Linked DNA regions of Mus musculus: region 2 is linked to region 1. A link is a loop called in an ENCODE intact Hi-C map of the cell type or tissue named here. Cell type or tissue: left cerebral cortex. All regions are shown on one strand. Links, peaks and the distances in the headings refer to the core of each region. The heading gives the core; the rest is flanking DNA.

Evidence for each region. Hi-C counts contacts between places; a loop is a spot of excess contacts. Peaks named below come from ENCODE experiments on the same cell type or tissue, not always from the same donor. Only the 100,000 strongest peaks of a DNase experiment are listed, where the experiment ranks them.
Region 2: it touches region 1 in a loop (3-fold over the local background); 2 of 42 quality-filtered maps call a loop at or near these places.

What each region holds. Positions count from the first base shown.
Region 1 is chr9:28,277,729-28,285,211 of GRCm38, reverse strand. All of the region lies in intron 1 of Opcml (opioid binding protein/cell adhesion molecule-like), which reads right to left. Among named protein-coding and RNA genes, the nearest start is that of Gm39313, 110 kb to the left of the region's middle. In left cerebral cortex, for the core only: no CTCF peak of the experiment used is centred there; DNase peaks (open chromatin) are centred at 3,416 and 4,027; H3K27ac peaks cover 661 bases.
Region 2 is chr9:28,382,343-28,389,825 of GRCm38, reverse strand. All of the region lies in intron 1 of Opcml (opioid binding protein/cell adhesion molecule-like), which reads right to left. The region is part of intron 1 of Gm39313 (a long non-coding RNA gene); the gene reads left to right. Among named protein-coding and RNA genes, the nearest start is that of Gm39313, 10 kb to the left of the region's middle. In left cerebral cortex, for the core only: no CTCF peak of the experiment used is centred there; a DNase peak (open chromatin) is centred at 2,877; H3K27ac peaks cover 1,727 bases.

The sequences.
Region 1 (7,483 bases), core at 1,153-6,152:
ACCACTTGCTGCTTTCCAGAGTGTTTGGTGGCAGCTGTGCACACCCAGGAAGATAGATTTCCGGCTTCATTGTGATACACCTGCAGGAGGATTGGCACAGCAGTTCCCAGCACCAGTGGGTGGGGGATTTGACTATATGCATTCTGGCAAGCAGATTTGGCCTTCTCCCACACCAAGCCTTTTTTCTTATGCGTTCTTGTGTATTCCATGGTGTGCCCCCATTGTGAGGGATTATATGTAACTGGTTCTATGTGAATTATAAAAGAGACAGAGAAATAATGGAAGGAAGATGGACAAATTGTTTGTTGCAGGTAAATGTCAAGTAACTAAAAGCCAGGAAGCACATTCACTTTGAGTCTATCTGAGGACCGATGCATCCAATTATACTTCCATTCACTCGTGCATTTAATGAATAAATAAGGACTTCTCCCTGCCTGCTAGGTGTCAAGCATTGTCCCAGGCCAAGGGAAAAGCAAAAATGACTGTTGTCAACAGACGTTGCATCATGTGGCTGGCAGATGAAGATATACAGCCAGACATCCCATGTTGTATACATGTAATATTCTTATAGAGCAACAAGCTCTGCTGTGGCATAGATACAGACAAGAGAGGCTAACATGAGGGGGCCAGGTCAAGGAAGTCAGAGCAACAGAGGGAGCAGTTGGTGTGGCGAGTTGTGTACACACATGCACATGCACTTGTGGGTTTGAGGATGCTCATGTGGGTGCACAGTGTGGTGCTTTTCCTGCTGGAGGGGAGAAGTAGAGAAAGGGGAGGAAGATGCTCTATGCCAATCCGAGAAGCAAAGAGAAGCTGAGAACAATAAGACATAAAAGAAGTAAAGGGAAGCTCACTAGATATTTTATAAGCTGTATCTCTTTAGCATGGAGGATACGTTGTGACCCAGAAGTAGATAAGATCTCTAGGATCAGTTCAGTATATGTAGGAGAATGGATATAAATAGGTCAACTGGTTCATAGCATAGACCAGAGGTTCCTCAGGACAGAAACCCATACAAGGGCCTGATTTTGAGCCTCCAAAGGTTACTATCTTCAATGTTACCTGTGTGCCACCTTTAATCCATATCTAAATACAGAAGGAAGGCATTCCTGCCTCCTGTGACTTGCTGATGAGGAAACTGAGGCACAGAGAGGTCCAGTCATTTACTCAAGGTCACAGAGGTAGTGACACTGGAAGTCCAGACCTGCTGATCTGGAGCCACGGGATTGAAGTATATTCAGTAGCAGAAGGATATGGATAAAACAATACAGGCCACAAAATGCTAGTGGAACATGGATTTCCAGGAATGAGCACATCTCAACGTGATGACACTAAAAACCAACCCAGAAAGCCACAGAGTGATTTCAAAAGGAATCTTCCTTCGGGGACTGCTGCAAAAACTAATCAACATTCCCACAATCCAGAAAAATCATGCTTATGAAAACTGTTGGCAACTGTCCATAAACTGATTCTAACATGAGTCTGGGCATCTGCCTGGTAGACCAGTTCTCTGTTCCCTCCTTACATGTGTGCACTGAAGCTGGGGTCTCCAGGTAGATTGTTCATCATATCTCTGTTACTTGTGGTATGCCTGGATAGAGACTGACACCTGTCCCATCATCTGGCCCCTTGAGAGCCAGAGAATGGCAGGCAAGATGGCCCAGTTGGTATACTTACTGTGAAGCCAGATAACCTGAGTTTGAACTCCAGCATGCACATGGTAGAAGGATAGAATGGACACCTGCAAGCTGTCCTCTGATCTCCATAATACTATGTGGCAGTAGCACATGTCCACATTCATGCACATGTGTAGACAAACATGCACACAAATAATGTAAAAAGAGAGTGACTTGAAAAACACCTTTGTATGGCTTTCCACATCTCTACAGTTTTGCATGAAGCTTCACTGCAGTTGGCAGCTAAAAAAAATCATTTGCTGAATTAACAAAGGACCCAGTCCCTCAGTCTGTCTAAAGTGGAGGCTTTTATAGCCCATCTTCAAACAAGGCAGAGATCTGTTCAGTGACAACAGACCATGAAGAGGGACACATAAAGAAACCAATCTCTGAATTAGAACACTGGGGACCAATCAGCAAGATCTCCCTGCCTGGCTCAGGTACAACCTGACCTCCTAGCTAGAGAGCTATGATCTCTGAAGGATCCTTGACAGTCTCTTCCTTCTGATTTGGGAGCATCACCTAGAGTCAGGCAACATACAGAAGGGTATACAACAAGAATGTCTGAATACTCTAGAATGCCAGAGACATGTGCCCTGTACTTTTCTAAATTAGCAGAGATGGGCCCAAGACTGCCTACTGGCAGATAGCTTCATAAAGGTGAGGCAGCCTGCCAGAGAAAGACTTCTTTTCAAAGTAACTTGCAAATGAAGGTACCTTAATGGCTCAATAGTCACCTGCTTCAGATGGTGGAGCATAGCCAGGTGAAGGGTGAGTCCTGCCACCAGGATGGTCCTCTGTGGGGCAAGGAGGAAATCAAGGGAAGTTAGCTTTCCTTGTTTGCACTCCCCTGGGACAAGGCTAAGGGCTGAGGTTGTGGCCTCTGTCTGCTATGGAGACTCCAGCCTGAGGCTTGGCCTGAAGACATCTGTGAGCATCTGTCCACTCATTGGCTCTTGACTGGCTCTGTACTCTCAAGAGACTTACTTCTGACTCTCCAGGAAAACTACGGGAAGAACATCATACCTACTTTGTACCTGGTGGATGCCTTTGAAACTTTTTTCCAAACTGTAAATGTTTAATTACATGTCTCCTTAGAAAGAAAGCATGTGCGTGTGAAATCAGTAGCGCACACCTGTCAGTCTAAAAGGGTTGCAGACAAGCAAGTCTGCGAAGGCAGACACAAGTCCACTAAAGGTATTCTATCCCAGTATCCTCTCTGCCAGAGTCTTGGCCTGTAAGCGTCTCTACATATCTAGAGGATGTGCTCCTTCACCACCCCCTCCTTTGCCTCTTCTCCTCTGCCACAACCCTCCGGCAGCTCCTGGCTGGAGACACCCACATACCCACTCCTCTGCTTTGTCCGCAGATGTTCTGCACCCCTCAAAAATTGGTGGACCAAATGCACAGTGCTCTGTACCCCATTCCCCTTGCCTTTCTTTCTCACCCACTCTTCTGACCCCCAGGGTTTGAATAACAAAAGGGGACATTTGCAGAATTAAAGTAATTTCTACTTAGCAGCAGTCTCCTCACACAGATGTAAATATTCATAAACATATCAACTCTTGCAGACCCACCACACACACACAACTGCCGATGACACCCCTGCTGCCTTAGGCGTTGTTCTAATAAGTTAGGAGCAGGAGAGTGGAAGGGGCTATTTTTAACTTTAGAATGATTTTTTTTCCAAAGCTGTTTTAAAGTCCCTGCTGGGAGTAAAGCTGGAGAGCTGTTTTCTGGAAACTGAGAATGTTTCCCACAGAGTCGTGGGCAGAGCTGGATCTGTGATGGAGACAGGAGATCATACCCTTGAATTTCCAAAGCACAGGCCTTGTGGAAGAAGGAACCCAAACACAGTTTCATGTGGTCCAGCATGCATGTCATCACCTCAGTGAATAGGGTTTATAGGGCCAGTCAGCCCACATAGCACCCACTACTCTCAGGAGTGAATCCTCAGGGAAGTGAGGGGGTCGGACAGGATCTTGGGAATCCTCTGTGTGTCCATTCTCTCAAGCACAGGTGCTCATCATCCAGGCCGCAGCCTTTAACACAGCTAAGGTGCGGCTCTCCACAGGCATAGCCACAATTGCATTATCTGGGCCTGAGTCCCTGATAAATATGTTTCCTTGGTGTGGTGGTTATTTATTATTCAATAACTGTCCTATTAAGCTTAAATGGATGGGGTATTTGAGATCTCTCCTCGTGTACATCTTCCAGTTGCTGCTGTCAAGGGAATCCTGCCAGATATTTAATAACACCCTGCCTCTGGCTGGCACCAAAGCACACACATGCCTGAGCTCAAGTGGTAGGTGTGTCCCTTACAGCTGTAAACAGAGAGTACAGTGACTGCTAGCTGAGGACACAGCCCATGCCTGCCTTAGCACAACTCCAGCACCCTCATCTTCGTCTCTTGGCTCTTTCTGCTCTAGCCCACTCCTTGGGGAACAGCTTGAAAGATTACAGCTTGGAAGTAGACAGGGTGGGAAAAAACGAGAAGGGATTAAAGAGAAAATAGATTCATGAGAAGACAGATAACAGAGTTGTCGGGGCTCTGTTAATTAAAAAGCAGCAATTTGTCTGAATTCTGAATGTGAAGAATCCCCTGGGAGATGTTAGCCAGGCTTCCTCTGAGAATCAGACATGCTCTGTTTCTACATAGTGACATGCTACAACCTGAAGAGTGAGGGGGGGGGGGGGAGGGTGACCCCCTGTCCATTCATAGTTGGAAATCGGGACTTCCATGTAGGATCATGGCCACAGTGGCCATCCCTTTCCTGCCCTGTCCCAGAGATTTGTATGAGGTTGAGGGCCCAGGTTTCTAGAGGAAGCTGAGACCTCCTCATTGCAGACTCCACAGGGAAGCTTTCTGCTCTCCAATACTTACTGAAAAGGCATCCTGGGCCAGGCACTGTCAGATGCTTTGCATAATTAACTTGTTTTAATTCTCACAACTATCCTATGAGGCCGACACTCTTACTGGGCCTATTTTATCAGATCAGCAAGCAAGATGGGAGTCTACTGAGTCACCCAACTAGTAAATGAAACTCAGTGAAACTTGAGTGACACCAGAGGGGGTTTTCGGAGGCACTGACTTCCACTGGCCATCCCAGAAGGATTCAGTGCTTTGTACGTGGCCTATCAAATGACCTCCCGAAATGTGTGGCCACAGAAGGTTTCTAGTAGCTGGGAAGTGCATGCCCTAAAGAGACAGGAAGTTACTGCTCAATCAGGAACAGGTGCTATAGGAGGTTAATTAATATTGTGGCTATTTTGCCTTGAAAATGAATTAAAGTTGCCCTTTCTATTTGACATTTCCTTATTTGGAAACAAAACAAAATATTTCCCTATGGGTTTATGATTCCTAGCAACAAGATAGATATTCTGGAGCAAAGAACTCCTGGATACAGAACTAAGAGGTAGAGATGATGCTGAGAGATGTTTTGCTTTGCCCCCAAGGGGGGCATGGTCTTTGAAGCTGATTATCTTGGGCCATAACCCTTTGAAGATGCTTAGGATCTTCTTCCTAGTGTGGTCCACACATATAATATGCAGTTTGACCAAAACGTGACACAGGCTAGCCTTGCAGAAGAGCTCAGTGCTTTTAAACACTAGGTCTCATCTTACAAAGACTCAATAACAGACAAAGTTTTCCATTGACTTAGGTTTCATGGCTTCAATAAACATTGATATTTAGATATAATATTTATTGAAAGCCTGCCATGTAGCAAGCTGAGCACCATGGATACAACCGTGGGGGACACAAACAGAAATTACTGCCCTTGTGAGGCCTGCTGTAAGGGTTTTTTTCCCTTTGAATAGGGAGTTGCATGCAACATTGAATTCTAGGTGATTTTCAAATTCTCAAGATTACTGGTTCCTTAGGTAGAATTATGCACATGCAAGGCAGGCCATGGCCATAATTTAGACACAGCCTGATGCTTTAGAAGACTCAGTAGATGCTGAAAATATTGTCGGGACATAATGTTATGGACACGAAGCAGAAAGACTCTCTATTTCGACTAGTACTGAGCACTGGCCATGGAGTCAGGAGACTTGAACTTGCCTGGCCTCTCTTATATTAATCTTTTAACCTTCAACAAGAGTTTAACTTCTACGACCCTCCCTCTGTGTCTTTACCTATAAAATAAAGGAAGGTAAGATCACTGCACCTTTTTTAACGTGTTGCATAAAGCCTAAAGCAAAATAACCCAGCCTGAAAGTACATTATAGATTGTGGTTGAAAAAAATACTTAAGAGTCTACAAAATCATGGGAAAATGAGATGCTGATATAGATGATTGAATCCATGTGTCAGTGTGGTAATTACAGACAGTCTTGTAACCTGATCTGCTATCTTTCCAGTGAGATCAGAGTCCTAGAAGACCCTTGTTGACCACCTGGGAGAGCTTTCTAATATTGGCTAGGTTGAATTCTCTTTCCAAGAGTATGTCTGCCTGAGGCTGGGACATCAAAGGAGACTCGCCCAGGTATACTGGAACTCAGAGGGCAGCTACCTTCACTTGATAGCATACAGTAGTTAGTCTCTACCCCACCCCACTCATCTCATTTACATTTTGCTATCTCTGGTTTCATTTATTCATGGTCAGAGCCCAAAAAATGTAAGATGAAAAATATTCAGAAATGAACAATCCATGTATTTTAGCCAATGGCATTTCAAACAGAATGAGGACAGATCATTCTATTTACTTGTCCTGCACCTAGGACATGAGTCATCTATTTGTTCTGTCTATCCAAGCAGTGTGTGTCATGCCTGTTACTCAGTAGCCATTTCAGGCAGGAGCTACTACTGTGACATTGCCTTGCTTTTCGAAAGTAGCTTCATGTGGTGGTTCAACACCATGTCAAAGAGCCTGTCATTCGTCTCATTACATGTCATCACATAGACACTTTGCCATCTCACCCAGTCAGAAGGGTGAGTGCACTACAGTAAGGAGTGAGGGAGAGAGCATCCACATATTCATACACTGGTGTTATGTTTGTTCTACTCTCCTGTTAATCCTCTCCTTGTTCTGGTCCTTAAAGCAGATACAAATATTGATAATGTTGTTAACTTATATACGTAATTTATAAACTAACCTTAATCATAGATATGAGTATATAAGAACATACATGGTATTTTGGATTTCATACTCTCCTTATACCTGGGTATTCAATAATGGCTTTTAGGATGCATCCAATGTGGATATAAGACTATTACTGTGTGGATATTTTCTAGTCAATCAGTCAAACAATAAGCTAGGTGACACTAACTGTGGATTTTGTTGATGTGATTAAATTTTGACTAAGTGTTTGATTAGAGAGAGGACTGCTCTGTGTGGCTCTGACTTAGCCAGTATCTTGGTTACTTTTCCTGTTGAAATACACTTTCAGAAGTAAAAGGATTTATTTTAGATCACAGTTCAGGGTACAATCTATCATGGTGGGGAAGTCAAGGCAGCAGGAGGTTGAAGCAGCTGGTCGCATTATATCAGAAGGGAATGATGAGCATCCTCAGCTGCTCATTTCCCTTCCTTCATTTATATTGTCCTAGATCCTAAACAGGGATTGGTGATACCCATAGTGGGCATGTCTTGCCACCTCTATTAACATAATCAATATAACCCCCCATATAAAGGTTGGAATCCCAACTCCCTGTTGATTCTAGAGTTTGTAAGGTTGCCAGTTGACACTAACTAGCATAGCTAGTTAAGAAGGTCTAAAGGAGAGCTTCTCTGCGGTAGATTCCAAGCAGCCCCTGGCCTAGTGTCTGCTCTCATTTCCCCAGGCCTCCCTGCCTAGTTTCCTTTC
Region 2 (7,483 bases), core at 914-5,913, 100 kb before region 1:
GTAACACACATCATTTCTGAATGAGCAAAAGGTTACTTTATAAGTACGGATGTCTCAGATAGCTCACCTGTCATTCTGAGGTCTGTGTAGGTTCTCACCCTAGCTGGGCACTGCGGTCCTGATCACACTTTTTGTGATCACACTTTAAACCTGTCAGCATCACCATCATTGGACATACACACACACACACACACACACACACACACACACACACACACACCACTCTAGAATTTGTTTCCCATCTGTGGCCCCTGGAGTGTATACACATCAGGACAACTATGCATATAGTCCTACCCATTTAGAGATGACATCACATGATAAGGTCAAAGATGAGATGATAGCAATGCCAACGGTAAGCTATCCATAGAAAGACTTTTCAGAACTGCACACTGGTATTACCACTCCTGTCTCATCATTTGCTCTCCTACACGCAATTCTCTAAGTTCTCTCAAATCTCTTTCTTGCCATGCATCTAGATAGAATCGGTGTAAGGAAGACTGGCAACACAAGAACAGTTTCTGCAGATCCTGAGGATCTAATTTGTCCTTGGTGGTAGGAGATGCAGTCTGGAGAACTGGGGGTGGGGTTTTGAACACACTGTTGATCGTCTCTCCACTCATGGGGAATCTGGAAATACAAAGTCCTAGAGAAAGGAAATGGGAAATGGAAAGTGAAATAAAGGGAAGGAAAGGGGCTACAGGTAAGGAGCAGGGTTGTGCTAATTATCTATTACCTAAGGTTCACCAGAGGTCAGAGCCAAGGGCATTGTACAGGTACAGTAATGTCAGCAACATTTGCAATAAACATACAGAGCAATACACACATACCTAGAAAATTATTTAATTTTCATACATATATATGAAAGACAGACACACACAGCAGGGTGGGGGGCAGGCAGAAGGAACACGGAGGGAGGGAAAGAGAACAACTTTTTTTTAAGGGACTCACTACCATGATTATGGAAACTCTACATCCATGATCTGCTGCATGGATTAACAAGATAGAAACCCAAGAATAGTTGAAAATGGGGTTGGAGTTTGAGTGATGGGGTTAATTGTTGGAAGAATTCTCTCCTCTCCTGTCTTTGTTCTTTCTAGTTAGGCTCTCAACTGACTGGATGAGGCCCACCCACCAATGAACCCTGTTTTTCAAAAGTCTGTAGACTTAAATCTTGATATTGTATATAAAGTATCAACCCAGAAACACCCTGAATGTCTGCACCATTGCCGATCCAGAATGACACATAAAATCAAGGATCGTGGGTCTGCATACAGCTTTGAAGCAGCTGTCCTAAAAGGATTAAAAGGAGTGTTCCTTTAAGAAGGTCATACTAAGAAGCAAAGAGAAGAAAAGTTACCGTCCTCTCATCCTAATATCCCCACCACAGGCAAGCTAATGCCCAATCTAATGCCTCAAAAGACAAAGCCACCTTTAGCATTTAAAGACTTCAAATTACAAAGTGCTTAGAAAAAGGAAGTACGTTGGTGAGAATGGATTTTATCCAAAGTGCAATTTGTTTTCCCTTTCATAAGTGGGGAAGAGGTTCCAAAGAGGTACAGAGCAAGGGGTTAGATGCCACAGAGAGTGAAAAAGAAAATGGACTACAGAGAGACCAAAAATAGCTCTTTAAGAGACATAATTATTCAGAGCTTCAATTTACCTACATCTACTTTAGAAAAAAAAATCAGAATCTACACATGACCCTAATACATGGCCCAGATTTAAATGTGGCACCTTGAATCTGGGGGATAGGAAGGAAATTGGAAGGAGACTTTTCAGGGCACACTCTGGCAGTGTTCAGGAGGAGGAGGGAAAGAGAAGAGAGGCTGGGCTGGGTTCTTCACACTCATAGTAATTTCTGTTATTGTTTGTTTGTTTGTTTGTTTGTTGTTGTTGTTTTTAAGTGAAGTTGGGTAGTTGCCCTCATTATGTTCCAGAATGGCAAACCATCCAAGAGACTCATACTATAAGGCAAAACTCCAGTCACCAATTAAACATGCAGTTGGGGGAAACACAGCTCTATCTTGTTCAAACTGCAGTGGGTACAGTGCTTAGGTCTTTGTCTTGATCATCAGCATTGAACTCTGAGCTATATAACAGAACAGAAAGAGTGTAGCTCTTCCCATTACTGCCACAGCCACTGTATTAGCATTTGGTGTCTCTAACAGAATACCTATGGCATAGAAATCAAAGGAGAAAAGGTCTTCTCTTATGGTTTCAAGATTCCACACCACATGGTCATGGCTGCATCCTTGTGATCTATGACAGCACAGTTGATGGGGGGAGGGGGGCAGTTTCTTCTTTCAAGGCAGAGCCTGACTCTTTGTTAGTAAATTTCCAATGGCACAGAATGGTACAAAATGTCTTTTGTACATGGGACTTGGAAGACACTTCAGATCCAATCCATCGCACTTACTTTAGAACATATACTTTACTGAACTTGTACACTATATCAAAGAGATACATTAATATATCTTGAGTGCATAATTCCACATTTGCCAGCAATTCTAATTCCATAGGGATGTCAGTGATATGGACCCAACCAGGGTGTCAGGAGCAGAGATCTACAGAGCCCCAAGCCATCCGGATCAGCAAGCAAGAAGCTTGTCTTCTCTGCAGAGAGAACATTTCTTGCTGCACAAACCGGAAATCCCATGTGGGAGAAAAGCACAACTGTTGTAGTGGAAGTGGGAGCTTGAGGGAGTCCAGGAGTCTAATGGCAGAGGTCAGCAGGGGAACGACAAGCTGAGGCAAGACAAGATCTCTGCAAAAGCACAGGCTGCTTGGGCGGAGGGTGAAGCAAGACTGTGAAATAAAGCTGTGTCTATTTTCCACCCTCTCCCTCCCCCTCTCCATCTGCCTGTCTCTTCCCTTTTCTCTCTCCCTCTGCCTCTTCTCCCTTTGCAAGCCTTCAGCTGCTAATTTCCATCCAACACTTCTCTCTTCCTCTGTCAAGATATCCTCCTTGCTAACCTCCCCCACCCCTTGGCAATGGGCACATTTTATTCCACAGATTGTTTGCCCGACAATTCCCGACGTGGTGATTTGCTCTGACATCTTTGTGTATGCAATCAGCCTATGTCACAGAGGGCCTGTGGAAAATGCAGGGGACCAGCTCTGCAGAGGACAACCTTGTAACTCTTCAGTGAGGCTTAGACACAAGGGGCTTGAAGGAAGGAGAGACAGGGGTATCATAAACTTCCCTTGCTGCAGGCTACTAGCAGTCTCCATTGGGACTCAGCTCTCCAGACCCCTGAATAGGGCATGAGTGACTCTTTTGCAAGTAGCAAGGGTCTGTCAAACACGAATCCCCATCATCCCCATCTTAATTAACACAAACTAATGGTGCTGGGTAGAGAGAGAGTACTAAAAATAGTTTTCTGGATAAACTGAGACAGAGACATAAACAACACAGCAAGCTGTACCCCAGTGTCTGCTCAGCTCTAAAACACTCACTCTTAGACACATTTAAATGGCTGGAATGTAAAATTGAATGCCTTTGCCTATTAAATCAGTAATAAATGTGTGTGTGTGTGTGTATTTATTTGTGGCATTGAGTGTGTATGAGTGTGTGTTTATGTACTGAGTGTGTATGACTGTGTGCTTGTGTATTGTCTATGTGACTCTTTGCATTGTGTTTGTGTGTGTAAGTATATGTGTATGTATGTGGCATTAAGTGTGTGTGTATGAGAAAGGGAGTGTGTGTGTGTGTGTGTGTGTGTTTAATGTGTTAGGGTTGTGGGATATCACAACAGGAAGGCAGACAGGAAATATCTGTCTTGTATTTGAAAATGGAAAATGTGAAATTATTCTAAAATAAAACATTAGAGAAATAGTGGAAAGAGCGAGGGATCAGGAGCATAGCTCAGCAGGAGGGAAGTTTTCTAGCCTGCACAAAGCCAGGGTTTGTTCTTCAATAGCACAAACTCACAAAAGAAAACAGATGAAGGAAGGGAGGACTAAAGGATGGGAGGGACAAACAAGGCCATTTTAAGAATGGCTAACATAAAAAATATGTCCTTCTAAAGAGCATACGATCCAAATAGCAAATAGATTGCCTTCCGTAGTACCTTCTTCATGTGAGTTGAAATGACTGATTGGTGGGTAGATAGATGCAGTGAAAGAGGAAAAGCCAAGAGAAATGCAGACTTGCAAAGAAAGGAGGAACAGCCCACACTCGGCATGGGGACAGACAGAAGTATTCCTCATCTATGAGGAAACTCTCACAATAAAGCTACGGACACATGCATCAAGGGAGTGACTCTCAACAGGTCATCATTTCAGGCTTTGCAAGGTCACTTTGTCTCTCTTTTTTCCAGTTTCCTTACCTGTCACAGAAATCATTAAGATTTTCAAATTCCATAAGCTACAGATATGTGGCTGTGGCTGGAACAAACACCTTCCTAGAAAAACATTCACATGTGTGTATCTTTTGGCTGCAGCCTAAACTACTTCTACCTGGCATGCCCTCCTTTTCCCATTGGCTTTGAAACGTATCCTCATGGCACAGTTCACTTGCCTCCTCCCTGGGCAACATTCTCATGTCCTCAGCATAAGTAGTACCTGTCTTCCATGGGCCTCCTGTGAATTGCTGCTCCTTCCTAGAGTCACAAAGCTATACAGTTTTCCTGATTGGATACAGGACACACACTCTCTGCAAATTTAGTGAAGTCTGTTGCTATACCCAGTGCCAAGTGTGATGGTTAGTGCTCCTTCAGTGTTTGCTGAATGACATGGAGTGACACTCCTCCATATGGGGACCCTCTCTTAGCTGGATGCTTGAAGTAGTGTGTTCAAGGATTTTAGGAAATGCTATGGTTAAATATTTCCCAAGACAAACCAGGCAGGGAAACTGATGTCACCTCACTCAGTGGAGAACTGGACTCTCTTGGCCCAAACACCTTCCCTTGTCATAAAGAAGACAGTCATCTGCAGGGCATGCTCGTGAATGCACATTCCTGTGTGATTAACAAGCTCCCACGCAGTAAGGAGAGTAATTTTTTCTCATACATCAGAAGTTTACCTACTCAGTGATTTCTACTCTGACTTGGAGCAAAGGATTTGATGTCTAGGCTGTAGTGAAAGAATCAAAAGCTGTGGTCCAAAGGAAACCCAGCTATTAGTTTCATGTTTGTCATGGGGGGGAGGGTGCAAATTAAAGACATATGCCATTTATTTCTTTATAAATACCTCCTTCTCATTGTGCAAATCTTCCATTACACCCACCTTCTACTCTGTTCCCTAGCCATGGCTAGTGGGCTAAACTCTTCTTAGTTTGGGCGCCCTTTCAGGGAGGAAGTTCTGTTAAGTCTTCATCACCAGGCAGGCATGCAACTGTCTCCAGGTTTTTATTCTTCATTTTAGTTTGGCCAATATTTACTTTAAATCAAGACTTTCTAGCTTAGCTTTTCTCCTTGCCTCCCCCACCTTAGAAGGACCTATCAGCCCTTCTTCCCCTGATCCAGAAAAAGCAAGCCCAATGTCATTTCTCTCAGCCAGATAGAGCAGGCAACCTGTGTGGTAGATGGCATAGAAATCTGCATTGTGAAACTGGGCACTGCCAAGTAGGTCCCAGGGTGTTGGCCCCAGGCTGTCAGGACTGTCTTGCCCTTAGCCACCTCACATTAAGAACCTTAGAGACATAATCACTGGCTCCAGTTGAGTTGGGAAATCTCTGTACCTTGGGGATATTGGATTATTGGTAGCCTTAGGCACATCCCTTTGATAGAATGCTAGCCCCCAAACCCATGATGTGCAATACCTCGCTCATAGTGCTGAGGTTTTGCTTGCAAATTTGCATGACCTTTGAGCAGGACCCCACAGGTTGTCCTGAAGTACTGACTGTGACTCTTTCCATTAGCATATTTGTTCTTTCTAATCTGCTTCCTCCATTATTTGGAAATGTAAGGGCTCTGATGTATCCAAGGTCCCACTGTTGGTAAATTCTGCCTCTTCTGAGCCTCATTTCAGCATTATGGCTACTGATGTTGTTGTGGTGGCTTCTTCGGTTCCTGTTGATTATTTTCATTTGATCACTGCCTCTGCCTTCACTCTATCTGTCTCCTAGCTATATGTAAAGGTTAGGTTCCCTGGAATCCAGGGCCACCAGCCATATCATGAACCTATTCATCATGCACTTGGAATTCAGTTGAACTCTTTCCTCCTCAACGTTGATTCAAGTCAGCGAATGTTCACTTCAGGATCAAGGCACAAACCATTCTGCAAGGGGGTCACAGTCAGGGAGGGAAGTTTCCAAGTCTAGCAGATAAACCATTCTGTGTTGATTCCTGGGAGTAGGGCAAATGAGGACCTTCTCACAAAGGGGTGCTGAGAAGAAAGTAGTCCAGGAAACCCCTTGAGGTTCAGACAGGATGGGAACTTAACAACAAGGGTAATGGGGAAGAGATCTTTCTTCATAGTCCTTGTCAGACTCATGTTGACTCTGAACATATATGGAAATATTTGAACTAGCAGAAAGAATTTACAAATCAGGTACATTCTTATGGTCATCTACAAAATCACTCTGAGCTACGGTCTTCTGGAAAATGAGCTAAGAGCACCTATCCATGTGACTGAGGGGTTCTGTGGAACAGCAGCAGACAAGCCAAGAACTTTGACTAAAAGACTCATCCTCCGTCAGCCTGTTCACCAGGGATCCCGCCTGTGTGATCTTCATCTTCCTCATCTTTCTTAATTTTCCCAGCCCTAGCCCAGATTAGGTCCTCTGTGGCCTCTTGTGGCTCTGAGGTCATGGGATGCCCTGGCAGATGCATCTAGACAATTTGAAATGTGGTCATAGGTAATATTAGTGTGGATTCTGCTAGGGGGGTTTGGTAGGCCACAGAGGAAGGTATTATTATGCCCAGTTTGAAGATAGCAAGATTGAGGCTGGGAAAGATTATAGACCTTGCTGAAATTCATATAGCTTGAAAGTGGAGACTTCCAAGCTCAGGCCAATCACTTCAAATCCCTGATTTTCTTATATTATAATATACAATGTATTGCCTTCTTATTTCTCAAAAATGTGACTTTAGTATCCTTATATGGACTTTTAGGTGATTAGCCATCCCCTATGTTTTCCTGTATCTCCCACTACTGTATCTCCACTGTGTAACACAGCATCAGAAAATAATACACAGCCAGAGTTCAGGTGCAACTCCATTATTATAGCTGAGGGCCCTAAAACAATTGACTTACGTGACTTTTTTTTTTCAGGCATCAGTTTTATTACTGGAGGTGGGACAGAAGGATGGACATTGAGAAAAAAAAACAAACAAACAAACCCAGATAGACAGGGATTCTTTAACATTAAGTCCATGAATCCTTGAATGTCTAATACATTCCTTTCTCACAATGATTGTGGTCATAGAAGTGAGCTGCTTGTGTTCTTCAGGGCACTGCTGTCAGAAGGCAACCTATGGGGATGTCCTCATTCTGAAGGAACATTGTCCCCAAGTCCACAGGTTCCCAGTGACTGACTAAG